Regions from separate parts of the Homo sapiens genome. Here region 1 is linked to region 2. The links are chromatin loops, found by intact Hi-C in ENCODE. Cell type or tissue: heart right ventricle. All regions are shown on one strand. Each heading gives the region's core, and the rest is flanking DNA. Links, peaks and the distances in the headings are about the cores only. Region 1 overlaps LINC01738 (long intergenic non-protein coding RNA 1738). Region 2 has its middle 13 kb from the start of FOXD2.

Region 1 (15,748 bases), core at 3,284-11,283, 260 kb after region 2:
CCTTGCCCCTCCACAGAGAGAAGATGAAACTGGTGTTTTGCAAATGCTTCCTGCCTGCTTTCTGCCAGCCAAGGCACATTCCAAGAAGGAGCAGGCCAGCAAAGTCTTGTCATCTGACGGGGTGAGGACAGAGATGGATGATGCGCTCTTTGCCAGAGAAGGCCACGTTCAGACACTCCCAGATAGCCAGCTGCCACTTTATTAACAGCAAAGATCCCCATCTGAACGAGGCTGGGAAAGAAAATATTTATGCTTGCCTGTCAGGAGGACCTTCATTTTTCTTCTGGGGAGCCAGCCAGGGTGCTAGTCCAGGGATGGAGGAGTGTGACGTGCCTATGGGGTTGCCCCAGGCCCTTCTGCATCCCAGGGTTGATGGAGAGTCCAGAATGTTCCCAGGGCAGCTCTGGATGGGGTCGGGAGGTTTCAGAAGAGCTGGATATAGGGAGTTCAGGGCCTGAGAAAGCAGAACACACCCTGGCACCTGTTAACTGCAAACAAGAGGACCTGGGTGGGGGAGTGGGTGCTACAGTTAGAAATCAGTGGCAAATAGGCCATTAAATGATCTCATTATTAATTAAAAACACATAGCAGCATGCATCTGATAAGAAACTTTGTACTAAGGATAAAATAATTTTGTATTGGCAGAAAATATCAACACTGGAGCAGAGCTTATCATTTAAGCTGGGCATATATTAAAATCAGTTTATATTATTACTCTTCTCATGGTCATTATTTTGAACAAAAGTTGAAAACCAGTTCTTTAACGGTTTCAGAGATGCCTGTGAATCTGCACTTGGGAAGACCTTGCCACACTCTGGGAGACAGCTGTACCCAATTACAGTAAGTGAGTCATAAGGTGCTAGGCTGAACAAGTCCCGCGCCCTAGGGAATGGAGGCTTTGGCCTCACTGGAGTGCCAGGATTGTTCTCTTAGACCCTACTGAGGTTCCTCTCCCCCAGCTCTGAATGCTGGATTATTTATGATCCCGATGGAGCATGCACATTGGAGTCAGCAGACCTGAGTTCAAATCCCAGCTCTACCGCTTAGCAGCTGTGCAATCAACCCTGAACACCTTATTCATTTTAGCCTCCTGTTTTATAAAATGGAGCTAATAAATGTCTCCCTCTTGGGGCTGTCCTGAGAATAAAGTGAGAGGAAGTCTGTGAAATGCTCGCCACGGTAAGAGTTGCATACATAAGAGGCAGCAGTAATGGGAGCAGTGCGCACACATTCCACTATGTCTCTAGGAGTGTAGCAATAATTTTCATTGATGTGTGACTGAATATGAGCAAATGTGTGCAAGCACCATTCCTAGTGCATATCTGTTTAAGTCTGCTCAGGCTGCTATGACAAAATACTATAGACTGAGTGGCTTAAACAACAGACATTTATTTCTCATAGTTTTGGAGGCTGTGAAGTCCAAGATCAAGGTGCCAGCAACTTTGGTTTCTGGTGAGGACTTTTTCTGGCTTGTGTGTGGCCACTTTCTCCCTGTATCCTCAAGTGGGAGGGGAGAGAGAGAGAGCGCGCGCGCGCGAGAGAGAGATCTTATAAAAACACTAATCCCATCATAGGGTCCCACCCTCAAGACTTGATCTAAACCTAATTACCTCCCAAGGGCCCAACCCCAGATACCATCACATTGGGGGTTAGGGCTTTGACATGTGAATTTTAGGGGAGCACATTCAGTCCATAACAGTATCTACATCTGATATCTGTATAGTTCATATCTCTATCAGCTGGTGAACCTGTATATTGTATAGGTGTTATTGTCTACTTATGGAGGTATGGAGGTTTATAGATATTGTGTACACCTCTATGTATGGACCTTTCTACACATGAGAGTGTACCAGAGGTTAAAACCAAGGGCTCAGACTACAGGTGTGTGTAGCATGTGTACACGTGTGTATACAAGCATGGGAAGGGCATGACTTGGGCTACAGTAGGCAGCTACCCCTCAGCCCAGTATGGCAAGTCTCCTGCTCCCACCAGCCCATAGCACTGCCAAAGGGACCCAGGCAGAGGGACTCAGAGGTTCACTAGGACTGGGGATCTGTCAAGCCTGAGATCCTCAGCTGCAGGTACCTGAGGATTTGTCTGTGCTGTGGCAGAGCCCCTGCCCTTGAGGGTGCAGTTTGCCTGGGGAGGGGACATGGAGCCTGTCCTTGATATTATGGGAACTTTATTAGCTCATCTTCATCCAGTGTGGGACCCATCTTCATCTATTCAAATGGATCATTTTTCTCATTGAGAGCCTTCCAAGCTCCAGCTCAAATGACATTTGCTTAGCAATTGGCCTGTTTGAAAAAGCCGACATATTGGAGTTGAGGCATGCACAGGCTGCACCATCTTTCCAAGCTGGGGGTGCAGGGAGACAGACCCACGGGAGAGGGTAGAGGGAGGTGGGGGCATTCAGTTGGTCAAGAATCCCGCGGAAACAGGCAAACACATTATCCACTCCAACACAGGCAATTTTTTCCCCAGGGTAGCTAATTAGCAGGCAGCTGCACGGGCTCTCTACTTGACTTGCAGAATTAGAATGCTCAGCACAGAGATCTGTGTTTATGCTCAAAATCTGTTGTCCCTCTTCTCCAATCAGGAGAGGAGCTCTGTCAGCTCTGGAGCCAAGAGATTGCTCAACTGGCATTTCAGGGGCCTGATGGGCTCCTCCTCCAGAGAAACTTCTTCCCTGTTGGAGGCTTCAGAAAATGGCAAGCCCATCAATGAAGGCACAGGACACATCCACACAAGCACAAATATTTCCTCATTTACATAAACGTGACACAAAGGCACAGTCACACACATTTGCCCAGAAGCATAGGCACCCACCCCCAGAGACACATGTGTGTAGCATATGCACCTTCACAGCTTCTGGGAACATATGTGTAAGGGTACACACACAGAGAAATTGCTTAAATCTACAGAAACAAAAATTCTCAGAAACCAGCATCAGTGATTCTCAATTGGAATCTCAGAATCAGAGACGAGATCACATAAGAATGATAGGTATAAGATATCTGACACTGGATTCAGAAATTATATGAGAATCAGAATTCTCAAATCAGAATCACCAGGGAGCTTTGTATAAATACTCATATTGGGTTCCTCCAGAATCTGGTAAGTCATCAAGTGAGACATGGTAGTAGCCATGTGAATTTTGAAAGGCTCACTTGTGTAATGAAAACAGAACATTTTTATTATTAAAAATAAAATTAAATGGCTCATCCCTATTAAGGTGAAGAATAATTTGATTTGGTGAGAACTGTTATGATTTAAAAAAATTTTTCTAATTTTAGTTTTTTTGAGACAGGGTCGTGCTCTGTTGCCCAGGCTGGAGTACAGTGGCATAATCTTGGCTTAGTGCAACCTCTGCTTCCTGGGCTCAACTGATGCTCTCATTTCAGCCTCTCAAAAAGCTGGGACTACAGGCCCACACCACCACACCTGGTTAATTTTTGAATCTTTTTTGGTAGAGATGGGGTTTTGGCATGTTGTCCAGGCTGGTCTCAAACTACTGGGCTCAAGCAATCCTTCAGCCTCGGCCTCCCAAAATGCTAAGATTACAGGCCTGATCTACTGTTCCCAGTCGTGATTTTTTTTTTAAAGTGATGGCATTCTTGTTTTGTTGTTTCAAGAACAGAATAACTTGAAGCTGGAACTTCCCTGGTGGATGTCTTTATGTCATTTAAAACAGATAGGAACAGTGACAAATACAACTCGTCCAGGAGATTTTGTTTCCATTACAGGTGTTTCAGACTCACTGTCTAAATAGGGAGGGCCTCTGGTTCCACCTTTCCTGCTACAGATAGGGAAACTGAGGTCCAGGTAGGACGAGCTACTGCTTGAAGTCATAGAGCCATTAGTGATTTCTGTGAGTAAATGTATACAGAGCACACAGTAAGTGGTCAATAAATGTTAGCTACTATATTACTATTATTGTTATCATCATAAGTTATTATGATTAGCAGAGCAAGACTAAGACTCCAGAACTCCTTCTCCCTCTGGTTTATGGGCTCAAGATCTCTCTCCCAGTTGAGAAGACACTGAAGGTGAAGTAGAAATCTGGGCCCCCACCCAGTCCTATCTTCTGTAATTAAGCCTAGTGGATGTACTCCAGTTCTTCCAGTTTCCAGAGAAAAAGGCTAAGGAAGGTTGTTAGGAATAAGTGGGGGCGGGGAGAGGGGGCAGCATGATGAAACTTTGAAGGGAGGTCCTGTCTTGGTGAGGGGCTTCAAAAGGCAGCAGCCTACTTGTGCAACCTTGGGAGAGGCCAGCCTTTGGAGACACCATCTTTGATTAGCATGGGCAGGACACAGCAGCTGCAGGTCGTGGGGCTGGCAGCACCCTTTCTGCCTTCAGTTCCCTGGGGAGTCTCTTCAGGTCAAGGAAATCTTTGGTTCTAACCACTTCTCCGAGCCAGGACTGCTGGGTGGTCTAGGGGCAGGAGGGCAGAATGAGGGTGGGTCAGGGCAGGCCTCTGGTGCAACAAGGGGTGTGGGGTGGAAGACTTGGGATGGGGGGAGGTGGAATCGATGTGAGTGGGGTGGGGACGGGGAGGGCTGGCGCAAAAGGAGAGTTGAGGTCAGCGTTGGGAAAGTTTGTGGGGGGGGGGGGGTGGGGAGGGAGTAGGCGGGACCAGCAGATGCCAGAACGCTAAAAGGGTCCAGGGGACCCGGTAGGGGTCCATGACAGGGTGGAGAGGAGACTCCCTTCCCCCCAGATCCCGCTGTCCCAGGTGGCTAGCAGGAGGGGTACACCGCGAGTCACTGAGCTCCCCCTACATTTTGCGTCTGAGGCTCCAGAACATGTGGCCGACACACCCCTACTCCCAAAGGGCTGTCATTTGGAACGTATTTGCAGACACATGGCTTGTTTTTAAGTTAATGCTTTTTAATTCACTGTTTCCCAGTTGTCGTTTTTTATTGCAAAGGCGGATTCTGCCCGTGTGTGTTCCTTTGCGGGGGCGGGGGATGGGGGTAGCTTCGCGGGCAAAGATCCGATGAGAGAGAGGCAGAGAAAATGAGAGGCAGAGACAGAGGCAAAGGCACAGCGAGACACCGGGGAAACGGGGAAGCAGGTCAGAGAGGAAGAGAGAGACAGGCCGGAAGAGACTGTGCCCAGGAGCCTGGACAAGGGATGCCGTGCCCAGCAGCCTGGACAAGGGATGCCGTGCCCAGGAGCCTGGACAAGGGATGCCGTGCCCAGGAGCCTGGACAAGGGATGCCGTGCCCAGGAGCCTGGACAAGGGATGCCGTGCCCAGGAGCCTGGACAAGGGATGCCGTGCCCAGGAGCCTGGACAAGGGATGCCGTGCCCAGGGAGGGGAAGGCCAGGGGCCGCTCTAGCGGCGAGGGGCGGAGGGTGTGCTGAGAAACCCGGCTCCGGGGACCTAGGCTGACGCCCCCATCTCCGCCTAAGGCCCCTGGGGCTGAGCTTGCTTCCCCCTGGCTCTCTGGTTCCTTTCCGAGTGGAGGAGGGTGAACTGGCCCTTGGGAGAGGGCTGGAGGGACGCGGCGGGAACGGGCTGAGTACGCAGCACCCGGGTCGGCAAGGGCTGGGGTTCTGAGATCAGAGAGAAAAGAGGACCTGGGAGTCGGAGGCGATCTCCCTGGCCCCAGCCGACCCTCTGAGCTCTAGCGAGCCTGAATCCGGCTCTGGGGGTGGCGCCCCCCGCCTGCTGCGGCTCCCGGGGCCAGCGCCCTAACCTTTCAGAGCCTGGCCCTGCCACCTGTAGAAGGAAGGCGCGCTGGTGGCCCGTTCAAGCAGGCAGTGGCAGCACCGGGGGCCTTCTAGAAGGGACGAAACGGCTCAGGGGCCGGGGAAACTTGTTTGGCTTGACAACGCCTGGGCTGGGCGGTTACAGCAGCAATCCCGGGATTCTCGGCCCCGGGGGGTCCTGTTTACGCAGGACTCGCGGCAGACTGGAGGGAGTGGGGCGCTAGAGCTTCCTTCCTTAGCAGCTGAGAACCATTTCATCCCCACCACCGCTATCCTGAGACCCCCTCCTCTCCCCATCTGCGTCGGCTTCCCGCGAACCTTCCCCGGCGGCATCTTCAAACACACAGCGGCGGACACACAAAGACGCTCGCGAGCCAGCACTAGTGTAGGCACTCGGGCACACACAGATACACGACGCAAGGTCCCGGGGACTCGGATGGAGCCGCAGTGTCCCCGGCCCGGGCGGAGAGGGCTCGCGCGTAGGGGCAGCTGCTCCCGGGCCGCTCTCACACCGGGCGCGCGGCTCTCAAGCCGGGAGCTGGCGAGCTGAAAGCCCGGGATAATTAGCGCTAATTACATGTGTGCAAACAGCCGCGGCAGAGGGCGCGGGCTAGGCCGCGGGGCCGCCCCTCCCCCGGCCTGACCCTGGCAGTCCCACCGCAGTGGAGGGGCTCTGCTGGCGCAGCTCGAGCCGACCGCTAGGGGAGAGCGCGCAGGAGCACCCACGAGACCCGGGAATCGGGGTGCGCCGTCAGTGCCCAGAGCCACCGAGCCCCGACCACACACGCGGGCGCGCGTTGCGGCCCGGCAATCTCGGGATGGCGGGTTACAGTCGGGCCAGAGGCTGAGCCCAGAACTGGGGGCCGAACACCCGCTGCCCTTCGCTGCCCTTCAGCGGGGACCGGGCGGGGTGGGGCTGAGCATTCTGGCCCCTAGGCTTCTCCGACTGTTTTGGCCTCCGGAGCAACCCGGTGTCTGCGGAAGATTGGAAGCGACTCTCCAGCACCCCGCCGCCGAGGCCCGCTCTCCCAGGCCATGCCGGCTGGCGCCGAGGCCGCGGGACCTGGAAGGGTCGGAGTCTGGTGCTGGTGCCGGAAGGCCAGCCAGTCTCTGTCCGGATGAGCCACATGATCCCAGAAAGAGCAGCCTGAGCCTTAGTCTGCGCGCCCAAAAAATGAGAATGCAGAGACCATTCATACCTCGCTGGAGGGGCTTCAGATGCTGAGTACACGGGGGTGGGGGCGGGGAGAGCAGGAGAAAGGGCTTTACATGAATCCTAACGTGTGAATGTTTGCACTGAGAGCCAGACTTAGCCATCTCTTTTTATGGGCCTAGGTGCCTGCGGCGGGCTGGCTTGGCGTGGCGGCAGATAATTATATTCCTATAATTATAAATGAAGCTCAGAGAGGCCAAACGTCTCACAAGAGGTCACACAGCAGTAAGAGGCAGCTGGTTTTTCTGACTTCAAATTTCAAGTTCAGACTGCACAACTCTCCGCCATCCCTCCCGGACGCCCCTGGAACCCCACGCACCTCCAGGCCCTGAGCGAAGCCTGGAAGCTGCGGGGCGAAGCGGAGCGCGAGAGAGGTTGCGCTCTGCGGGTCGGGCAGCCGGGGCTCGCTGCAGGCCCATGGCGCCCTCTTGCGTTCGTGGCCGGAGGCGCAGGCGGCTGCTGGGCTGACCCGTGTCCCGCGGTCCTGCTGGACTTGGACGCGGCATCTGACTCCTCTCTCTCAATGATTGCGCAGGCGAGGATCGATTAGCTGCGGAGAGGGTGACCTGAGACCACACGAGGATGCATTTTGTATACCGTACGCTTTGTATGCTGTAAAGCACATGGGACACCCAGTCACAGCGTTTGAACACCACGGTAGTTTTCCACTCGCTTCCACCCCGTCCTTGATTTTTTACAGGAGTCCTGTAAGGCCAGCAGGGCAATAATTATTATTCCCACTATACAGATGGGGCAACCGAAGCAGGCCCAAGGCCACTCGCTGGCGAGTAGCGGAGCCAGCACCCAGACTGGATCTGCTTCCCCCCTCACGTGCACCCGGCTCCCAGGCTAGGGTCTGGCTCTCACCGAGGTTTAAGGAAGAGGGCTTTGGAGTCAGACAGACTCGGGTTCAAATTCTAGTCTAGAACAGGCTGTGAGGTCTCAGACAAACTACAGAACATTTTTGGGTCTCAGTTCTGAATCTGTAAAACCGGGAGGACCCCGCCTCTTAGGACTGTTGGGGGAGGGGTGAATTACGAACCAGGGCCAGGCGACTGGAGCACTGAGTCCAGCGCGGGGTACCAGCGCCATGGCTGCTTTAATCAGGGAGGATGGCATTTGGTGTGACTACTCCAGCTGGTGGTGGGTGGGCGGCAAACCGAGGATTACATACCTCCGTGGCTAACCAGAGAACCGAGAGCTCAGGGTTGGGGCTGCTGCTGGGACATGAGCCCAGCACTGTGTTGCCGGCTGCCCACAGTCCTGCAATTCAGCAACTTTTCTCCAGGGCCTTGGACAGGTTCTGGGAGGCCTCCTCCTCCTTACAGGTGGGGACACAGACCCCGAGATGAAAGCTGTAACCTTCCCCATCTGCAAGACCCGGAGTCTAGGGCTGTCTTCAGAGCCAACAAAAACCAGTGTGGGGAAGGTGGGGCTTCCTGAGATCTAGCTGGGGAGACAGGTGCCTGGCTGCAGGTGCAGGGAGTTGGTGCAGTTTGAGCCCAGTGGTTCTCAAACTGCTGGAGCATCAGAATCAACTAGAAGCCTTGCTAAAACACTTGCTAAGCCCCTTCCCCTAGGGTTCCGACACATTAGTTCTGGTGTGGGGCAGGAGAATCAGCAGTTCCCAGGTGATGCATGACACTTTGACAGTCACTGCTCTAACCCTTCAGAGAACTTCCTCTGAGGCTTCTCAGTTCACCAGCTCCACATTCACACTACCTCTGTCTGGGCTGCTCTTATTCTGGTCAGTTTCACAGAACATTTCTGGGCTGGCCCTCAGCATCAACAGAAGCAATGCGGCTGGGCCTCCAAGCCCCCTTCCTCTTGGTCCCTTCACACCTGTGGCTCAGAGGAGAACGACTTCTACAACTGCCAGATAGGACAGTCAGGCCAACTTTCTGGAGGAGAACTGAACTTGAAGATCTGCTGGAGGGGAGTTAGGGCCACAGCCTGGCCAGGGAGTGAAAGGTGAACACTGAGCCAAAGTCAGACCCTCCGATGGTTGCATGCATCTAGTCAGCAGGGACTTAGGGTCCTGGCTCTAATCCTTCTGGTGGAACACTCACAGCCCAGCGCTGGAAACAGGGGTGAAGGGGATGGCAATAAGCACTCAAATGAATGAACCGCTGCCAGCCAGGCAGGCCAGGCCCAGGTGGCAGAAAAGTCCTTCAGATGGTGGTTCAAACAGGAGTACGGCAGGGGGCCACAGTAGCTGCCCTTCCTGCCTTGGTTTCTCCATCTGAGGAATGCACGTCATGTGTTTGCTGTTTCCCTGACCTTCCCAAGCTGCCAGCAGGATAATATATGGAAATTGCTTTGACCTCCTGAGAAAAGAGGGTCTCCAGGAATAGAAAGTTCAGCTGCTAATCCCGTCCCCCCAGACTTCCCACTAATTCCGGCTTCCGATGTCAGCCTGGCAGGTTGAGTTTAGCAAAAGAAAGAACAACTTAGAGGGCTGATGGTTTTTCTAATGGCCCCAGTTCTCCAAACACACCCACACACAATACACATGCACACACAGCCTGGTCACAGACCTCCCCACATGCACAGCCTTCCCTACCCTCGCTCACACACGCACCTCCCGCGGAGCAGTCATAATTGTAGAGAATAATTAGAACTAACATTTGCACAGCGCCCTGCCATTAACAAAGCAGTCCCACCCAGCACTTTCATTTAATCCTCACAACCACCCGAGAGGCAGGGATTATTGCTATTATTAACTGAGGCTCAGCAAGGTTAAGTGACTTGCCTAAGGTCACTCAGCTAGTAGGTGACAGGCATGGATCCAACTTGGGTCTCCTGACTCCAAATGTTATTCTCTTGCTGCTGGCCCACGCTTCTTCATGCATTCACGCGCATTCATTTGTTTGCTCGTTTATTCATTCATTCATTCATTCATTTGTTCACTAACTCAACAAATATTTATTTTGCATTAGTCGTGGACGAGACTCTATGCTAAGTGCTAGCTGCTTTGCTGCACCTTTTCACCTATCCTCATAATGACCTGGTGCTTTTCCTGTCCTCATTTCGTAGTGGAAGAAATGGGGTTGAGTAACAACAACAAGTAAGTGACAGAGTTGAGATTGAGCCCACAGTGTGACTTTTCCAACCCCTCCTGTCTCAGGCAGGGGCTGGAAGAGCAAGTAGCCCTGCCCAGGCCCCATGGATCAGAGCTCCTAGCTCGTCCCTGTCACCCAGACATTTCAACTGAACAGGCCCAGAAAATCAAGGATAGGATTTTCTCCAAAATGCCATTGGCATCTCTGGGGACAGAGTCACATTTTCCTACTGATTACACAACACGGTAGCATTTACAATAGTCGCTCCATCCATCAATATCAGTCAGAGCCAGCAAGAAATGTCCCCCTTCCCCCAACCCTGTGGTGACCCAGACTGAGAGCAGAGGCAGGATGGAGGGAAGAGGGGACATGGCTCTGCCCTTCACAGAGCCCAGGGATGAAGGGGAGATGCGCCCCTTCGGGGGGAGCGTGGGAGTTGTCTGGCATTGACGCCTATGGACCTTGGAGTCACACAGACGTGGACTCTGATCCCGGCTTTGCACTCTCTAGCTCTGTGGCCTTGGGCAATTCAGTTACTTCTTCTCTAGAAGCCTCAGTTTTCTTATGTGCAAAATGGGTATAATGACCCCTCCTTCTGAGGCTTGTCTGTGCAAACTGAATAAGACCATGTTCTGAGCAGTAACTACTTGGAGGCTGGTTGACTGAGTAGAGAGATATGGTCTCAGACTCCTGTCTGGGCTGGTTATCCTGTCCTCTCTTGGAAGGGCGAGCACATTTTCCAAATGGAATTGTCTGGCACCTCCTCTATTCTCTGCCTCTAAAAAGAGTCTAACTGAAGGCAGACGATGGAGTGGGGTGATGTTTGTTGTGCACCTACCATACCAGGACTGGGTCAGGCATGCTCGGAGGTCTGAGTGCAGAGGCCTCTTCCCTTGATCCTGAGCCAGTGTGTCAGGTCCAGGAAAACCCAAGGAGCAGAGATGGGATAAGACTTCAAGGACTTGGGACAAGGGGCCCTTGTCACAAGGGCTCTGTGTGTGTGTGTGTGTGTGTGTGTGTTTCTGAACATGGGTTTCTGACATTTGGATTTCTTTCCCCATTTATTTAGTAAGCGTATATGTGCATTGAATAAATGTAATTGAGCACCTACCATGTGTCCTAACTGTTCAAAATGCTGGGGCTACAACCATGAACAATGAGGCAAAATTGCAAACCTCATAGAGGCTGGATGCTAGTTAAGGAGACAATGTTTATGTAAACAACAACCAAAAAATCAAATCCTAGCCCTGCTGTGTGACTTTGGGCAAGGCACTTAGCCTCTCTGAGCATGAGTGTCTCTCTTTGGGATGTTACCTAATGACTCCTGCCTTACAGAGCTACTCAGAGAGAATGTATGTAAACTGAAACTGCATTGCAAACTGGAAAGCTTTGTGCTTATATGCATTACTCTGCATGTAAACATGTGTGCTTGCCAGCACCCATTTTCCTTGGCTCAGTGAACACAGCACCTGTGGGACTCCGGAACTGGTCCCAAATTCCATAAAATCCACAACGCCTCCCACCAGAAATGTAGGGAGGGAACCATATGGCTCTGATATCCTGACTTTGGGTTTGGTTTTGCCCCAAGACAACACATCCTGCAAGTTTCTCTGCTTGTAACTTAAGTCCCAAGCCTCTTGCTCTAATAGCTTTCATGTTAAGGAGGGCAGAAAAGGTTGAGCTGAACATTGGAAATGCCCTAAGCCTGGAGAGAGGTCTGGCTTCAGTGAAGGGGACATGAGCCTGGCCCCAGGAAGTGGAGAGGAAACCCAATGAGGGTGGACTGACAGAGGTGCTACTATCATCAATAATGTCATTCTCCAAGTCCTCCCTTCCTGGCTCTGAGTGAGTAAAACACTCACACTCCACTGCTCTCAAAGGGCTTGACACCAGTGCCCAAGCACTGGCCTCACTGAGGCTCTCAACATAAATCACCTATCCTGATCCAACTCCTGCCAATGCTGCCTAACCCAGCTCAGTCCTGCTCACCTAAGTATAGCCCAAACTTTCCAACATAACCTAGTCCAACCCATCCAACACCTCTCTTAACCTAGCCTAGTCCAACCCAGGCAACCTCGTCCATTGCAACTCATCCCAACCCAACCTGTGTAGCTCAATGGTGGTAGAAACTGTAGACTGATTCATTCAGCCCCTTTCCCTCTCTCCTTCTAGTGTGCCTTTTTATCTCATAGGGGCTGAAAAGCTAAAAACTGTATTTCCCAGACTGCCCTAGAGTTAGAATGCAGATGTTATGTAGGTTTTACCGCATGCCATACATTCATGCAAGGCTTGAAGTCAGAAGTGTATTGAATGGGCAGAAAGGCAAGGAATGAGCCGTCCTTTCAAAACAATAACCATAGAAAAAACTCATGCAAAAGAAGAGAGAAGAGTGTGATGTACCTCTATCTGTATGACCCAGATTCAACAATTAGGAACATTTTTCCAATTTTGTGTTACCTGCCCAAATAATTTCCTCACCGTACTTTTTTTTATCTGGAGAGAAACCCTGTCAATGCTTTCACTGAAGTGTGCATTTAGCTAGTGTGGACATGCAGGTGAGCATGTTTCTTGAGTCAGAAGCCAAATTGGTGGCTTCCTGACTTGGCAGATGGTTTCCTAATGGTTGCAAAAGGAGCAGCTGCCTTGGTGGTCCATTCTGCAGCCTAACTTTGGGAGTTGGTCCTGAAGATGAAGCCTAGAATCTGTTTTCAGCTCTCCAAATATTTCTGTGAGCCATGAAATACTGTTAATACATTTATTTTTGCTTAAACTATTCAGAGTAGATTCTGTCTCTGAAACTAAAAGCTAATACATCCCCAACCAAATATATCCTCAGCTCAGTCTAACCCTGCTAAAAACCAACCCATCCTAAAATCATTCCAACCCACCCAAGCATGTTAAATCCAGCCTGATTCAAATTAGCCTAGCTCAGCCAAACCCAGCCCCAACCAAGCTATGCCTGACTCACCTCTTTCTACCTCAGCCCATCTAAACTCAATGCAATCCATCACATCTCAGCCTAGGTCAATTACCTTAATTTAAACAAGCCATTTAATCTGCACCTCAGCTTATATGACCCATCCAACTCATCTCAACTCAGTCTCTCCCAGCCCTAATCCCAACCTACCCAATGAATCTCAACCCAACCCATTCCATGGGAGTTGAGTGACACAGCCCATTTAATTTCACACGTATTTACTGAGTATCTTTTGGGGCCCCTGTGAGAGAACAAAGGGAACTTGAACTTCTTTACAGATGTAAGGCTGCATTCTTTTTTTTTATGCATTTCCTTTGTTCTTTTTTGCCTCCTTCTTTCCGATATCCCCCCCACTATAGACCCTGCCTCCTTGTTTACGTCCTTTCACCTTGGCTACCCAGTGTCCCCACAGTGCTTTCCAGGTGTTCAAGACCTCCAGTGGGAAGCCCCTCTCCTTCCCGGTCCTACCTGCCTGGAGAGTACCCCTAGAACCTCCACTCCTGCAAAGCTTATCTATTGTAGTAGTCAGAATTTCTAAAATGGGCTCCCAAAGATGCCCTTCCCTGATTCCTGAAACTTGTGAATATGATTAGACATCGCTCCTGTGATGATGTTATGTTATATGGTATAGTTGGCCTTAAGATAGGGAAGTTATCCTGAAGTATCTGGTGGTCCCAGTGGAATCAGATGAGCCCTTAAAAGCAGCAAGCTTTCTTTAGCCAACAGCAGAAAAGGAAGTCAGAAGAAGGAGATCTTGGAGATATTTGAAGTATGAGAATAACTTGCTGCATCATTGCTGGCTTTGAAAATGGAGAGGACCATGTGAGAAGGAAAATGAATGGCCTTAAGGAGCTGATGGCTAGCAAGGAACCAGGGACTTCAGTCTACAACTGCAAAGAACTGGATTTTGCCAACATCCTGATTGAGCTTGGAAGGGCATTTTTCCCAGAGCCTTCCCATAAGACCCCAGATGGCTAACACCTTGATTTTAGCCTGTGAGACCCAGGGCAGAAGACTCACATAAGCCCACCCGGATTTCTGGGCTACACAATTATACCATAGTAAATAGGTACTGCTATAAGTTGCTAAATTTATGGTAATTTGTTTCATAGCAATAGAAAACTAATATGCCTAGCCTGTGTTCACTCTCTCAGAATTATCTTGATTTTTTTTTTTTCCTAATCAACCTAAGAGATGAATCATCACAGAATAGGGAAAGAATACAGTATTGAACACAAATACACCTGGGTTCCAATCCTGGCTCAGTCACCTACTAGCCATGTGACTTCAGCCAAGTTACATAACCCTTCTAGGAAGAGCTTTATTCATCAATAAAATATGAGGATGATAACTTTCCTGGTCAGTTTGCTTGGAAAATTAAATATAATGCACATTGCATGTCTGACACATAGTAGGGGCTTAAATGTTTCTTTTACTTGTTTGGGATAGCAATAAGCTAATATTAAGTAGTCAGTTTAAAGATGTTAGAGTAAGTGCAGTTATTTTTTTCACTACCATCATTAATAGTCGGACAATTTTAATAGCACATCACTGACTTGACCTAGAGGGAGAGCTACTAGTGGAATTGAGGCCATGCTGATGAAGAGGGGTACTTGGTAGAGTGCCCAACATCACAGATCTCTAAGCCTATGTCAGAGTCTGGGTCTTGGATTAGTCACTGGACACACTATGAGACCAGGAGGAAGGAAATAAGCGGTGAAAATGACCCAAAGTTAAATTGAGAAATACATGCTGTACTCTGGAAATGAAATCACCTGATCTCCCTTTCTGGACCCAGGGAGCAGGTGACCCCAGCCACGGCTTCTTCTTTCAGGAACTGCAAAGCAGGCAGGACTGAGCTCATACTGCCACATCCTGCTCAATCTAGGAGGGTATCAGGAACCAAGCCATTTCCCTTTCTTCTCCCCAAGTCTAAACTTTACAAGTTATCAGAGAGAGCATAGAACAAGCAATCTTGAGTGTGTGGAGAAGGAAGACCTATTGAACTTTTCAGAGCTCTTCGGGGTTCAGCATTTTGTCCCTCTCCTTTTCCTCCTATCCTCATAGCCCCACTCCTCATCTACATGGACCCTTGGGGCCGTTGGATTTGGTGGTATCCTGTAAAGGTCTCCAGGCTTGTCAGAAAGCCTAGGTTCTGGTCCGTGGTGTGCAGAGCTTGTTTGCACCCACTGGCCAGAGCTGACCGTAAGTGCCTCTATTCAACTGCACTATCAAGTGATCTCACTTCAGTTTGAAATCTGCCATGGTGAGAACACACCATAGAAACTGGCAAAGACTGCAAATCAGGCTTTCTCTTCTCTAGAGAGCTGGTGTTAAATTTACCAGTAGACTGATGCTTCTAGCCTTGGCGGCCTGGGAAGAGGCAGATTCCTGCCCTTTTCTGGGCCTCAGTTCCCTCTTTAGTCAGTGCCTTAGCTACCCTCTAAGGGCCTTTAAAAAAAGCTCATTAGATACCAAAGAAAAGAGAGAAAGTGTGGATAACAAAATTATTGCTTTCATGGTAATACTTTCACAATAAAAATAGGGTTCACAATAGTCACATTTAGAAAGAGCTCTCTCTTTGCTAAATACCATGCTATGTATGTCATCTAAGGCCCTCCCTTGCCTTACTTAACCCCCCCTCACACCTGATTCAATCAGCTAGTGAGGTACGCAGGGCTGAAGATTTTTCCCCACTTGGCTCTGAAATTTGAGTGTCTGCATATGATTCTGGGCTCCACCACTTTCTCAGTTAGTTTGACTAAGTTATTTAATTTCT
Region 2 (15,748 bases), core at 2,869-10,868:
GGCTCCTGTAGGTTCCGTCTGTGCTTGGGTGGAGGGAACTGAGGTTCTGCTGCCCTGCAGGCCCCAACAATCAGTGACAATAATAAGAAAATATTCAGGGCATACCTTCATCTCTCTAAGGTGAGAAAAAAAAGAAGGTAGGAAATCGGCCTGGGGTTCAGAGAGTGCTGCTGAGAGCGGGCAGTTTAAAGGGAAAGAAAATTGGCGAATTTCACTGGTCAATTTCACTTCATTTCGTTCAATTTCGTTCAATTTCATTCCTTTTCATCCAGCGCCGGGAGGCCCGAGGCCACAAGGAAGGGGAGGGGGTCTTTCCGGGCGAATTTCCCTCATCTTGTAGATTTACTCTCTAGGGCTGTGAAGAACAGCCTTGATTCTGAAACTTTGACGTACGTTTTTCAGCCGCCGCTAAGAGCAGACATTTTATTTTATTGAAGGGTATTTGGTTTGGGTGATCGAAGCACATCGGTGAGACTCTCCGCACTTCTCTCTTGCAGCCCAATTAAAGCGGTTAATTCTTTTCACCGCTTATTCCTCCCCATCTTTCTTTCTTTCTCCTGGGGCTCCTCGGACCACCCAGGAGCCGGAGTTGAGGTGGGGGCGGACACTTCCCCTCCATATCCAATTTGCTCTTGCCACAGCGGGCGCGTCTTCGTGGTTACAAAGCGCTTTTTCCCTGATGACTTTTTTCCCCTTTTCAAAAACACTTCTTTCTCCCCCCTTCAACTAGCAACCCTCCCCAGGCCCACCCCTCCTCCCTCTCCGCTCCGGTTTATTTAAACTTCGCCTCCTCCAGCGCCGCCGCAGCGCGCACTTAATGAAGTTGAAGGCTCGGTGAGCCCGGGTGAAGAGGGTTTGGAATCTGTTGAAAGGGGCGTTTTGTGACACTGATTGGGGCGGGGGCGGGGGCAGTCGCGGACCAGACAATGACCGACCAGGCGGGTTTTCCTGCGCACAGGGTCAGGCGAATAAAGGCGCCGACGCTGTTTAAACGAAGGACCTTGTAAGAGAAAGGGAGAAAAGATTTTGTGTGTGGAGCGTGCCTCGTAAGGTTTCGTGCTTAGGAGAAGTTGGGAGGAGGCAGCTCGCCTAGAGTCTTTACGGACCGAATTCGGAGTTTATTTCGAACACTATGCATCAAGCCAAAGAAAAGCGGGGCCAGTTTGGGTTTGCGCCTAACTTAATTCCGATACGCGCGTCAAAATGTTGTGTAGGCTGGGGCCTGGGGAGGCGTTCAGGAGGGCCAACCAGGAAGATGACATCCAGCCCACATTTGTCTCTGTGGCTGACGCTCTGAGGTTTGGCGCTCTGGAGAAACGTTGAAAGAAAACTAAAGATGGGCAGTGGTCGGGCAGGATAACTCATCCTCCTAAAGCGTTTGTGAGCAAAACAAATGTTGATTGGGTTTTTTGGAGCGGAATTACTCTGTTCTTTAAGGTCGGCGCAGACACGTACCAGCAGAGAACCTGTAGACAGGACAGAGGTTTCCAGCTCTAGTTTCGGGAACGGATTTTTCCGCGGGCTAGTGGGCGCGGCGCGGCGCAGGGCGGAGCGGGCACCGCCTCCTTCCGTAGCGGAGCGAGAGCTGCCGCTCGAGGCTGAGGCCGCTCCGGAGGCCTGGAGGCTTCGGACTGCTGGACTAGTGGGGAAGGAAGGCGGTTTCCTCCGCAGCGCCCCGGTGCTGCACTCCGCACCGTCACCTTCTGGGTTGTTTCTGGCGCTCCCTCTGCTCTCAGCCTCGAGTCCTGGGTCCCTGCGGAGCGCTGTCTTTTCGCTCCACGCGGACTCTGAGCGGAAGTCGCTCGCTGTCCGCGACTTTGCATTTCTCCTGCAGCAGGGGTCTCTACCCGGTGCCTTCCTCCCGGCACGCTAGCCTCCTCGCCGAAATTTCGTCGTCCCGGAGTCGGTAACCGAGTCCCAGGCTTTACTGCCACTCCACTCCCTGCTGGGTTATTTAAGAGATACGCGGCTTCCGAGGGGTTTTCATCAGACCCCGCAAGTGCGCTCGGCTGGGAAGGATGCGCTCCGATGCCGCTACAGGGGTTCCGCGCGTTTCACCGCGGGAAGCCCGGGCATTGGAGATCTGTGCTCAGTTCTCTAGGTGTTGGAAAGTTGCCTCAGGCTGCTTTCATCTCTGGGGCATTTCTGTCTACGCAGGCAGAAGGATCTTTGGAATTGCAGTTGCATGGATCTTAGTTCTGGAAAGGGCGAATCATTGGGGGAACAAAAAATTCAAATCCGTCCTTTTGATTCCTAAAAATCACTGCAGACCTGAAAAGTGCATTTCGAGTTATCTGTGTAGACACTGCCGGTGTGTGTGTGGTGGCGGAGGGTGGGGTAAGGGCCGAGGGTACAGGAGTGGACTTTATTGTTCACATTAACTCACCGGTGCTTACAGAGGACCCTCGATTCGCGACCCCCTCCCCCAGCAGGTGTCTGTGCAGTTCGGACTCCTGGGCTTAGATGCCCCATCCCGTTCAGATGCAAATGTGCTGGGTTCGGGTTGAGTGTGAGGAATCCACCTCCCCACCCCCACCCCGGCCCACGCCTTCCTTCCCCGACGCCCCTTCTGGGCCTTTTGGGTTCCTGTCTCAACTTTGAGTTGCCTATACATCTTTTTGAGATAGGTCTCGCCTCCTCAACAGTCATCATAGTCAAAGAGGGCAACTAGTGAGGCTATTGCGTGAATTAGCCTTCGACCCAGACTGCAGGAGCTTGGGGGTTCTGAGGACAGCACGGCTCTACTTTCCACTTTGGAGTGGAACCTACCTGGCGGGGGTCACACAGCAGATAGTTTGTGCAGCTGGGAAGATGAGCCCTGGACCCGAACGGTATGAGGATATGTATCCTAAGGCCAGCTTTGGTCCCAGTTCACTGGGTGCCGGCTGCCCCAGCCAGCTATGGTCTGCAGAGCCCGAAGGCAGGCAGGAGGATCGCAGATCGAAGATCTGCAAGGACTGAGGATCGTTCCTAGTGTCTGTTTGGAAGCCCGTGGGTCTTGCAATGCGAGGGCAGACAAACTACGAAGCGGGTTCCGGATTCCGATGAGCCACACGACCTCTCCGGCCCCTGATCTGAGCACCCCTCACCTTGGTCCATCTGCTGACCATCTAAAATGTGTAAGCCCAGCGTCAGGGCTCAGTGTGTGACCAAGAACAGTTTTCCTGTTTGAGGAGTTACCTGATAATGCTCAAACACAGGCGAGTTAATTTGTCCCCAACTCTGGAGATCTTTTTCCTGTCTGGCTCCTTCTTTCCTTCCTTAAATATTTAGTGAGCACCTACTGTGTGCTGGGCATTGTCCTGGAGGTACAAGCAGTGAACTTCTGCCTGGCATCATTACAAGCAATCTAACTTGGTAGTTGAGAAAACAAAGAAAGATATAACGATCGACTATCACCATATTTGAAGTAAAAAAAAAAAAAAAGAACTTTGGTGTTTTAAGGGTTAAGTTTGTAGCTTTTCACTTTATCATGATGGCTGCAGGTATCACAGCCCATAGATGTGTGCCTTCTGGGTGTTTGGGGACTGTGACTGTGTTTATGCTTGTGTGTGAGAGGGTATGGATATGCATCAGTGTGTGCAGGAGAATGTGCTTAGGGGTGAAGATTGATGAATGACTATGTGTGTGCTAAGGTATACTTGTGATGTATCAGTGTGAGTCTGTGAGTACAGTAAGTCTCCCTGGCTGTCTTGGGCAGAGGCTGGAGAAATGTGAGTGAAGAGGATTGGAGTGGAAGGGTTAGGAATGAGTCCCTGCCTGAGTTCCCAGCCTATTCCTCTGTTCCTTAACAAAAATTAGGACGTATCCTTCTTCCAATTTCCTTCCCTACTGCAGACAAGGATGGGAACATGGAGCACAAAGTGAAGGTGCTAATGGAGTGCAGTGAGGGCAGCAGTGGAGCAGTCAGCCCTCCTCCCAAGATTCTTACCTCTTACCTTTCCCGCTATGTCCAGCCCCTGCAGCCTGCCTGGGGGTCAGGATCCAGGTTATTGCAGAGCAGCTGAGAGGCTCCATTGTGTGGCCTTGGACCTGTTCTCTGGCCTGGTGCTGCTAGCCCCCTCCCCTCTAGACCACACAGAGGGTCTTGGCTACTGGTCCTAGGTGACTGTGGAGTCTTCTCTTCCATTGCCAGAAAACTGGCTTACATCAAGGAGGCAGGTGCAGGCTGTAGAGCCTGAAATGCCAGAGCTTGCAGGGTCTCCAAGGCTAACATTGTATGGGAAACTGGTCTAGAGGGGGTGAGCGGTGGCATTTGCCCAGAGTTGCTCAGCAGGATCCTAGATATAAAGTTGGACCCTGCAGCATCTATGCACTAACATAGACAATTAACATAGATAATTAACATAGACAAATAACATAGACTATAGACACTGGTCCAGATCTTTTCCTTTTATTTTTAGTTGATGCATAATAATTGTAGTAAATAATTTACTACAATTATTACAACCCCACAAATATGGGATTTAATTGTATGTAAATCCCATATTTGTGGGATGCAGAATGATATTTGATACATGCATACAATATGTAACAATCAAATAAGGGTAATTAGCATAACTCTCACCTCAAACACTTATCATTTCTTTTTGTTGTGAACGTTAGAAATCCTCTTCTAGGTTTTTGAAGATATATAATAAATTATTGTTAACTATATCTACCCTACAGTGCTATGGAACACTAGAACTTGTTTCTCCTACCTTGCTGCAATTTTGTTTTCATTAAGGTATAGCTATTTTGAGGAAACTAAAAACTTAGCATCTCCTCTTGTCTCTAGGGAAATCTCAAATGTCACCTGGGCTGTCAATGCTTCTGAATGCCCCTTCCTTCCTAAAGGCAGGATAGGAGTAAGGTCAAGATCAAGGTGAAGGATAGCAGACAATTATCCAGATAAATCAGGCATGGAATAGATCACCTTTAGGTGAGAGAGGTGCTCGTGGCTTTAGGGAGAAGTGTAGGTTAGCAAGAGCGTCTGGCACTCCACTTTCCCCAGGGTTCCTGGGCTGGGAGAGGTGGCCGAATTCTCCTCCTAGCCCTAGGCAGAGCAGAAGGTCCAGCGCCAGTGACCCCCTTGGAGGAGAGGAAGGGGTAGGGGAATGGTCAGAGTTTGCCAGTGAATGTCTCTAGTTTTCGGATCTTCCAGTGTGGTGGCTTCCCTGCCTCTTTTGCTTTCGTGAGTCTGTTGGAGAATCTATCTGTCAGTTGGCCCACTGGAGTGCTCCAAGCCTTGCTTCCCTCACCCCACCTGACTCTAGGCCTTTTATAAAGTGAAGAATAAACAAAGAAAATCTGGGCCACTCAGGTCCCAGGCAGCTTTGGTTGGAGCCGTTCCTTCCTTGGTCAGATATGCTGACCAAGCTTCAGGGCTTTGGGGTGTGTGTGTGTGTGTGTGTGTGTGTGTGTGTATGTGTGTGCGTGTGTAGGCTCAAGTGTAGCATTAGGAATTCTGAATTACACTTACCTCTGGAAGCTACCAGGGCTTTTTGGTGCCTCTTTCCACTCCTCCTGGATCTTTACCTTAGCACCTACCCTGAAGATACTTATCTAATATTGGGAGTAGAGAAGGGGAGGAGGTGAGAAGATTCCTGATTCTTGCTGGGGTGCTGACTCTCTGTGTCCTTTGGCAAGTACTCCCCCTATCCCCACTGGGCCTCCATTTCTCTGTCTCAGAAATGGAGCTGGGGAAAGTTAGCCTGGACTCACCTCCTGGGTCTGTGGTCAGTGGCTGCTTCCCAGCTCCTCCCTCTAGTCTACTGAACAGCTCATGCCCCTCCCTCAGCTGTCGCTCTGCAGCAAGGGTGCTGGATGGGACAGTGCTGGACTTTGGAGACATCTCAGGAGCAGCCTCAGGACTTCTACCATAGCTGCCTACTTACTGGGAGCTTGGCTCACTTCCTTTCTGGATCTAAGAGGCTTCCACGTGGGACCCAGGGCTTTTTCCTTCCCTGGCAGGGCCATGGAGGGGTGGCCAAATCTCTGTGTATGTTTTGGTTGCCGGTTTGCATAAATGTACCTCCTTTGGGGAGAAGGGGGAATGTGGATGAGGTTGAAGGTGAGTCGCTGCCTGAAGCTGGCAGAGCTCAGCCCATCCCATTGTGTCTCCCGGGGCACTGAGATAGGGTGGCACAAAATGGAAAAGGGAGCCTCTAACCCAGCTCCTTTTTACTCCTCTCTGTTCACCCTGAGCCACCCAGCCTTCTTTCCGGGAAGCCTTGCCCGGATGAGGGCTGGGTAGTGGGGAGAGGCAGGGCACCCCACAGGAGCTGGAGGGCTGTAACCTATCAATGTGGGGGAGTGGGTCAGAACGTTCCCAAAGCCTGAGTGGGGAGGGGGCTGTGGCTTGGCTCCCTCCCTAAAAGTCCCCGCCCAGGCCAAACTAAAGAACTTGCTTTTGTGGGGTTGTAGCTGGAAGTACTCGAAGACTGGGGGCCGGGACCAGAGCTCTCAGAGACAAGTCCGCCGAGTGAGTGTCTGAGGATGGAGACGCGAAGGGAATGGGGAGGGGCGGGCTCTGTTGCCGCTTACCCTGGAGCTGGGGCTCCAGTTTTCCAGTCGAAGTTCTCCTCTCTGCCTACATCTCGGATTCTGGGTCTCAGATGCAATCGCGCACCCAAATTGCATCCTGTGAACAGAAAAAGTCTCAAACATGCGTACAAAGAATATTCAGAAGCAGAAGCAATTTCTGAAGAGCGAGGCCCGGGACTGAGTTGGCGAGACTCCCAGTTCGAGTGAGCGAAGCCAGGGTGGAGGGCTCCGGACCGAGATTCCTGAAAGCCTCCCTGACACCGGATCCTGAGCGCAGGACGGGCCCAGCCACTTGGGGGCGCCGCTGGCCCCAAAGTACCGGGAGCTTACCCTCCGCTGACCAGGATTCACCCTGGCTGGCAGAGACTACCCTACGCTCCGCTCACCCGGCCACCCCGCCCCGCTCTGCGCTGACCCTCCGTTAGAGGCTGACTCTCCAAACTAGGACGATCTTGCTCCTATGCGGGACGACCCAGCGCTAAAAAGGGATGACCCTATACCACCGGGGGTGACCCTGCTTTGAGTGGGTCTGACCCTGTGCTAACAGAGATGACCTTAAACTGACAGAGGCAGATCCTGTGCTAACCGGGATGTGCTTGCGCTACCAAGATTGGCTTTGTGCGCTCCCTCTTAAGGCTTATCCTGCATAGATTAGGTGCTAAGGCTTGCAGTCCTTGTTATGGTCCCTGTAGCTCTTGCGCCGCAGCAGGGATGCCCTATTCCACCCCCAAACTGGTAGCTGCTTTATTCCTCTCCCCGTAGCCCTTTGGGGGCAGTTCTGGGACACCTGGTTGGAGAGAAGCCTGCCGTGGCTGGGCACACCCTGCACCTCTGGGAGGAGGAGTTCACAACCTCAAGGAGGAGGTGGCTGAGTTGTGGGGAGGGAACTGATTTTATGGAGGCTGGGGCATCTTGGGGGCCAGGACTGTGAGTACTTTTCTGTTGTCTGTGCTCCTGACCCCAGAGCCCGGCCTTGCCACCCCCACACCCTCTCCACATATGTAGGCGGCTTTATTTTTGCACCACTCCATCTTCCTGGGCCTACTCTCCCTCTCTGTAAAATGAAATGAACTTATCACCAGACTGCCCTCATCTGCTGGAATGTCCTTGTCAGTCTCAATTCATTTCACCATTCTTTTATTACTCACTTTGTGCCTGGTCCTCTCCTCTGCACTGGGGATACAGTGGTGAACAAAACCGATGTGGTTCCTGTCCTCAGGATGGTGACAATCTAGTGGAGGACAGAAAGAAACACAAATGCATGTGGAATTAAAGCTGTAATATGGGCGCAGAGGGAAGAATGCCGACGGCCTTGAGAGAGAATAGCTGAAGGATGTCATGGGGTGGGGATTCCTCCCCAGCTCTGGAGCCTGCTGTGGGGAGAACTCATCACCCCATACTTGATCCTGTTTGACTCCGATTTCAGTCAACAGACCTCTGGCCGCTGGACTTGCTGGTCATGGCAGCTATAGGGAGCCAGGAGCCCCTCCCAGTGTGTCATCATCCATCACAGATTTCCATTTGAGCAGCCCTCCTCCAATGTCACCAGAAGGGATTCACCCTTCATTCCAGCACCCAGAGCAACTTCCTCTCCCCAGGTCCTTGGATTTGGAAGAGGCAGTCTGCCCCTCAAGAACACGATGTGGAAGTCAGGCTGGCTTTGGGATATGAGATGGCTTCAGTTCTGAGATCTCTCTCTCTCTCCCCCTCTCTTTCTTTTTCACTGAAGGCCACAGTCACACTGAGATCTCTATCCAGCATGCTGTCTGGTGCAATAAATAGTCATTGATTAAAAGAATAATTCTAGGAGACTACTCTTTAATGAGCCCAACAGCCAGAGTGATTCTGTGGTTCATGGGTCTGATTATCTGATTGTTCCTTCTTCCACTTTCTACCTGGTTCACTCCCTACTCAGGGTCACCTCCCCCACCAAGCCTTCACTAGCATCTCCCCACTCCCACAGAATTTTTTTTTTTTCTTTTTTTGGAGACCGGGTCTTGCTGTGTCACCCAGGCTAGAGTGCAGTGGCATGATTATGGCTCACTACAGCCTTGATTTCTCGGGCTCAAGCGGTCCTCCCATCTCAGCCTCCTGAGTAGCCAGGACTACAGGCTAGCCACCACGCATGGCTAATTATTTATTTGTAGAAATGGGGGTCTCCTTATGTTGCCCAAGATGGTTTCAAACACCTGGGCTCAAGCAATCCTCACACATCAGCCTCCCAATCCTAAGACTTTTCATACTTTTAAAGAACTTACTGTGATGTATTATTTTCTGCTTGCTGTTCCCCCTCCCTCATCTTTTCCAGTACACAGCACAAGGCCTGGAACATGAAAGAATGAATCAACTGCATGTGTAGAAGGGCCCCAAAAATGTGTTGCATTGCCCAAAGACAAGTGGAGTTAATGTGATTCAGAAATATGTCCCTTCATAGAGCAATAATGATCTCTGGTGCCTGGTGTGGTGGGGAAGGGGGAGTGGGGGAACAGTGTCCAGGACAGCAGTGGCTGGGGGCCCCTGAGCCCCAGTGTTGCAAGATAACCCAAAGGGAGAGAGGCAGCCTGTACTCAAGCTCAGGGCACCTCCGTTCTCAAGACAAAAGGAGCTTGGACTGGAGGAGTCATACCTTGAGGGAGGGGGCTAGAGAGCTGTCTCCCCACCATCCCTGCACTCCCATGGTGCAGCAGCTGTCCAGGGAGCAGGCCCCAGCTCTCTAGAGCTGCACAGAGAAGATGAGTGCTCCCAGCCCAAGGACAGAGGCTCCAAGTGCTTGTTGGGGATAGGGCAGAGGCGGGAGAAGAAGGGAGGGGTTGAGCAGAGGGAGTGGCTTTCAAGGGTGTGGGACAAAGAGGCTGACTCTGCCTGGGACCCCTGAGGAGGTATCATTCTCCAGGGTTGGAGAGGACCCATGTTTCTTTTAACCCCTTCATGACTTCTGGCCTTGTCTGGCTACCAAAACTACAAAGACTTGGAGGATGATATACATTGGTTGAAAATCCAGCTTGGGTGGAGGTAGTTTTAGAGAAGGGAGATTGAGGCCCTAATGTGGGAAAACACTAGTACTTCCCCAGCCCCACTTGTATCATACATTCTCCTTAAACACACATAATCTGTGGGGACCTGGGCCAGGCCGTTGGGGGATAGAGCTGAATCAAACCATTTTCTGACTACCCTCTTGCCTCCCATGCAACATTTACTGATCCTACTATGGCTGGGTATCCCTGGAAGAGGCCCACTGTGGGTGTGGGGTGTAGGTTTGGGGACAGGAAGGGAATTTATGCAACTTTCTTCCCTGGGAAAGCTCATAGTCTGAAGTTAATAGCTCTTGGTGCTTCAATTCAGGGGCGATACATTTTGTGAGTGGAGAACAGGCACAGGAGACTTCCTGGAGGAAGTGGCATTTGAATTGGGCCTTGAAAGTTGGGGAGAATTTGGACCATAGAAGGTTGGGTGTGAGGGGAAGACATCTAGGGCATTTCATCCTTTATGAGCGAGGGCATTTGGGAGAGCTGAGTGAGTTCAAAGTTAATTTAAGCTGAGAGGTCTTCCCTGTACTCTTCCTGTAGTCACATAATAGAATCCCTCTGCATTATAAATGGTCCTCAAGTTCTCAGTTGTTGAACAAATAAAGGTTATTTTTCACTCATCTCGTAGTCTAAATATTGGATCACTGGTGGTGGTAGTGAGATGGGGGGAAGCTTTGTTCTACATAGTCACTCAGAGACCAAATGGCCTTCCATCTAGGGGTTCCATCATTCTGTAGGGGAAGCGCTCTTATTATTATTATTATTTTTTGTACCATGGACCCCCTTAGGTAGATTAATGATCAGCTTATGGATACCTAAAAATAAATATTTTTTAATGCATGAAATCAAATTTACAGGACTATGAAATAAGCCAATTATATTGAGATTAAATTATCAAAATCGTTTAAAACTTTTGTGATGGCCAGGCGTGATGGCTCATGCCTATAATCCGAGTACTTTGGGAGGCTGAGGCGGGCAGATCGCCTGAGGTCAGGAGTTCGAGGCCAGCCTGGCCAATATGATGAAACCCTGTCCCTACTAAAAATACAAAAATTAGCCAGGTATGGTGGCATGCACCTGTAATTCCAGCTATTCGGGAGGCTGAGACAGGAGAATTGCTTGAACCTGGGAGGTGGAGGTTTCAGTGAGCTGAGATTGCACCATTGCACTCCAGCCTGGACAACAAGAGTGAAACTCTGTCTCAAAAAAAAAAAAAATTGGTGCAGGTGGCAAGTGTCACTTCTGACCACATTCCTTGGCCAGAACCCAGTCATTTGGCTCCACCTAACTGTAAGGTAGAGTAAGAATTGAAGTCTTGCTGTATGTGCAGGAGGAAAGGGAAATGGGGTTTGATGACTGCACAACGTTGACTGCCATGTAGAGTCTCCTTGAGTCTTCTGTTCCATTCAGTGTTTTTTTTTATTGTTGTTGTTTTTGTTTTGTTTTTTTCTGAGATGGAGTCTTGCTCTGTCACCCAAGTGGGAGTGCAGTGGCGCGATCTCAGCTCACTGGAACCTTCATCTTCCGAGTTCAAGCAATCCTCATGCCTCAGCCTCCTGAGTAGCTGAGGTCACAGGTGCATGTCACCACACCTGGCAAATTTTTGTATTTTTAGTAGAGACAGGGTTTTGCCATGTTGGCCAGGCTGGTCTTGAACTCCTGACCTTAGGTAATCTACCTGCCTTGGCCTCCCAAAGTGCTGAGATTACCGGTGTGAGCCACTGCGCCTGGCCCCATTCAGTGTTTTAAAGATCCAGATAGGCCGGGCATGGTGGCTCACACCTGTAATCCCAGCACTTTGGGAGGCCAAGGTGGGTGGATCACAGTGTCAGGAGTTTGAGGCCAGCCTGGCCAATATAGTGAAACCCCGTCTCTACTAAAAATACAAAAATTAGCCGGGTGTGGTGGCACACTCCTGTAGTCCCAGCTACTTAGGAGGCTGAGGCCGGAGAATCGCTTGAACCCAGGAGGCGGAGGTTGCAGTGAGCCAAGACCACGCCACTACACTCCAGCCTGGGTGACAGAGTGAGACTCCGTCTCAAGAAAAAAAAAAAAAAAGATTAAAAAAAAGATCCAGGTGAGAGACTGATTAGCTTTGTTGACAAACACAGAGGACATCATGATGTCTTGAAAAGGAGAGAGGAAGACAGAGATATTTCAAGTCTAGTAAGTCCAGTTCAAGTGGCACACAGATGTCTGGGCTCTGATTTGTGCTGAGTGGCTCCTAGAGCCAAGAGCCAAGTACACCTCTCCCCTCTCTGGCTCCTACACACCCCATGTACTACCCTATGAAGAGAGGTTACTCAGAACAGCCTTCCCAGCAGGCTGTGGGATCCCCAGATGGAGACCTGCTCCATAGACAACGCTTTTCCATCTCCACCTCATTCTCGTCACCAGATTCCATTAGAAATGATCCTCTTTGAGAATGGTAGCACATGGGTGCATGAAAGAGGTTCACATGAGTGTGTGTGGAAGGTAGAGGAATCAAGTCACATTTGCCATAGCTTTAATCTGGGTAAAGTCACCTGAATTCCCTGATCATAACCAGGACTTAAACAGTACCTGACACATAATAGGTGCTCATTAAATAAATGTTGCATTGAACATCTGAATGAATGATGATCTTTCCCTGGATATCTCTTTCCCTCTTGTTGCCTCTGTCCTCATTCCTCTGTCTATCCATCTGTCCTTCAGAGAGTCTGTCAGTAATCTTTTTTTTTTTTTTGAGACGGAGTCTGGCTCTGTCCCCCAGGCTGGAGTGCAGTGGCGCAATCTCGGCTCACTGTAAGCTCCGCCTCCTGGGTTCATGCCATTCTTCTGCCTCAGGCTCCCAAGTAGCTGGGACTACAGGCACCCACCACCATGTCTAGCTAATTTTTTGTATTTTTTTTAGTAGAGACTGGGTTTCACCATGTTAGCCAGGATGGTCTCGATCTCCTGACCTCATCATCCACCTGCCTTGGCCTCCCAAAGTGCTGGGATTATAGGTGTGATCCATCGCGCCTGGCCAGTCTGTCAATAATCTTTACCTCTCAGCCAACTCAAATCCTTTGTGGAGTACAACATTACGGAAAACAGCATGGAGGTTCCTCAAAAAATTAAAAATCCAGCTATCATATGATACAGCAATCCTACTACTGGGTATACATCCAAAGGAAATGAAATCAATATGCTGAAGAGATATCTGCATCCCCATGTTTATTGCAGCATTATTCACAATAGTCAAGATATGGAATCAATCTAAGTGTCCAACAATGAATGAATGGATAAAGAAAATATGGTATTGGCTGGGCACGGTGGCTCATGCCTGCAATCCCAGCACTTTCGGAGGCCGAGGCAGGCAGATCACCTGAGGTCAGGGATTCGAGATCAGCCTGGCCAACATGGTGAAACCCTTCTCTACTAAAAATACAAAAGTAGCCAGGCATGGTGGCGTGCACCTGTAGTCCAAACTACTTGGGAGACTGAGGCACGAGAATCATTTGAACCTGGGAGGTGGAGGTTGCAGTGAGCCAAGATCACACCACTGCACTCCAGCCTAGGCAACAGAGTAAGACTGTCTCAAAACACACACACACACACACACACACACACGTACACAGAAAATATGGTATAAATACAGAATGGAATACTATTCAGTCATGAAAAAGAGTGAAATCCTGTCATTTGCGACAACATGGATGAATCTGGAGAATACTATGTTAAGGGAAATAAGCTGGACACAGAAAGACAAATACTCAAATACTGCCTGATCACATTTATATCTGGAATGAACTTATTTGTGGAATTAGGCAGGACACATAAGCATACATGAGTATTAATAATAATAGAATCTCCATGTTGATGGAGAGCTACTCACTGTCATTTCCACCCTGTGACTTGTGACTTCTCCCCTCCTGGGTGGCAATCTTTTTTTTCTTGAGACAGGGTCTGTCTTACTCTGTCACCCAGGCTAGAGTGTAGTGGTGCATTCATAGCTCACTGCAGCCTCAACCTCCTCAGGTTCAGGTGATCCTACCACCTCAGCCTCCCGGGTAGCTGAGATCACAGGTATGTACTACCACACCCAGCTAATTTTTGTATTTTTTTGTAGAGATGGGGATTCACCATGTTGCCCAGGCTGGTCTTGAACTCCTGGGCTCATGCAATTGACCCACGTTGGCCCCCAAAGTGCTGGGATTACAGGCATGAGCCACTGCACACGGCCCCTCCTGGCAATCTTGATTAACAAGGAGATTCACAGAAATTGCTAGAAAGCATTTCTACCCTTATTGCCTTATTGAGTCCTCACAGTGCCTTGAGATGGGCACTTGTAGCCACTATTTTCCAGATGAGACTTGGTGAAGTTCTGTGGCTGCTGTGGGTTTGCACCATAAATAGCATCAGAACTTGAACTTCTGAATCCATGGGTCCAGGTGCTCCCCAATCCCCACTCAGAGGTTTGCTTTTTATTCTCTACCCTTGGCTTCCTGCTTGTCCTGGGGAGCCCAGTCAGATCCTTTTGCAGGTCTTCTGGGAGGTATGCTCACTCCTCTCCTGCTCTGCTGCTGTAGGCCCCTGGGATGGTTCCTGTCCCGAACTGCTGAGAGGGTCACAGGGCAGGACCTGCCTTTTTTTTTTTTTGTGACGGAGTCTCGCTGTGTCCCCCAGGTTGGAGTGCAGTGGCGCCATCTCGGCTCACTGCAAGCTCCGCCTCCCAGGTTCACGCCATTCTCCTGCCTCAGCCTCCCGAGTAGCTGGGACTACAGGCGTCTGCCAACATGCCCGGCTAATTTTTTGTATTTTTAGTAGAAATGGGGTTTCACCGTGTTAGCCAAGATGGTCTCGATCTCCTGACCTCGTGATCCGCCCGTCTCGGCCTCCCAAAGTGCTAGGATTACAGGCGTGAGCCACCGCGCCCGGCTGGACCTGCCTTTTATCAGTGGCCTGCTAAAGCTGCAGCAGAGATCCCTCTGCCCTGAGTCCTTTCATCGATGGCTCTTGCAGTGAGAAACAGTTACTGTCGTTTATCTCTGAGCGTAGCTCTGAATCTGCCTTGGGCTTGAGTCTTCCCATCCATCCTATTCAGACATTCTTTTCCCCTCCTTTGCTATTCCTGCTCTTTCTTTCCCCATTTATCTTTCTAGCCTATCTCTGTGCCTAGTCTGAATCTCCTTGTCTTGCACAGTCCCAAACCTCCATAGGAAAGCGGATGTGCAGGGCTTCTTCAGCTGGGGCTCACTCTGTTGCCTGCACCCCATGGAGCCTCCTAGGCACCATTTCCAAAGCACCTCACAGAGCAGGGGATCCAGGAGGGTCCCAGAGGGGCTGGAAACCTGCATCCTCCTCAGACTGTCAGCTGGTCAACTCTGGGCCATTTTTTTTTTTTTTTTTAAGACTGACATGGAGTCTTGCTCTGTTGCCTGGGCTGGAGTGCAGTGGTGCGATCTCGGCTCACTGCAACCTCTGCCTCCTGGGTTCAAGCGATTCTCCTGCCTCAGCCTCCCGAGTAGCTGGGATTACAGGCATCTGCCACCACGCCCAGCTAATATTTGTATTTTTAGTAAAGATGGGGTTTCACCATTTTGGCCAGGCCTGACTTGAACTCCTGATCTCAGGTGATCCGCCCACCTCGGCCTCCCAAAGTGCTGGGGATTACAGCCTCTGGGCCCAGCCTCTGGGCCATCTTCACAGTGACTGCACATGTTCCTGAACTTGTTCTCTCCTGGGTGGATGGACCCCAGTTTCTTCCTCTGCCCACATGGCCCTTACCCCCTCTCATTCTCCTTCCTTATCCTCTGCTTTCTCTCTTCTTTCTGACCCCCCATTGCTATATATGGGGTGGGGGTGTGTGGCTGGAATCTGGTTTAGGGATGTGTTTGCTCTTGGATAGTTATGCAGAGGGCAGTTTTACTCCGCAGAGACTCCCTGGGGAGAGGACCATCAACAAATTGCTGGATCTGCTTTGTGCAAACAGACACACAGAGGCATGTATTGGTGTTTGAGCACATGTACACCACAATCCCCGACCCCCATCCCACAACACGTACAGGCCCTGGCAAATAGATAAGGAGTCAGGGGTTTAGGTAGGTATACCAGGATGGAAGCCACATACAAATGCAATGCATCCAAGTGAAAGCTACATTTAGCACAAGGAAATGAAAAAATATATGTAGTGTTTATCTGGTTACCCTAATGCAGAGTTGAGCGTGTGGGTA

What was found. Peaks named below come from ENCODE experiments on the same cell type or tissue, not always from the same donor. Only the 100,000 strongest peaks of a DNase experiment are listed, where the experiment ranks them.
Region 1: a loop joins it to region 2, with 4 times the contacts of the local background. A loop is called at or near these places in 14 of 110 quality-filtered maps.

What each region holds. Positions count from the first base shown.
Region 1 is chr1:47,703,315-47,719,062 of GRCh38, forward strand. LINC01738 (long intergenic non-protein coding RNA 1738) reads left to right here. Exons shown (of 3, transcript XR_001738040.3): 3 at 1-711. Among named protein-coding and RNA genes, the nearest start is that of LINC01738, 23 kb to the left of the region's middle. RefSeq lists enhancers at 4,743-5,709, 7,496-7,996 and a silencer at 7,357-7,426. In heart right ventricle, for the core only: CTCF peaks have their summits at 6,425 and 7,361 (motif pointing left); a DNase peak (open chromatin) is centred at 7,377; H3K4me3 peaks cover 2,391 bases; H3K27me3 peaks cover 8,000 bases.
Region 2 is chr1:47,443,278-47,459,025 of GRCh38, forward strand. No RefSeq gene overlaps it. Among named protein-coding and RNA genes, the nearest start is that of FOXD2, 13 kb to the left of the region's middle. RefSeq lists an enhancer at 2,918-3,418. In heart right ventricle, for the core only: a CTCF peak has its summit at 6,812 (motif pointing right); no DNase peak of the experiment used is centred there; H3K27me3 peaks cover 7,889 bases.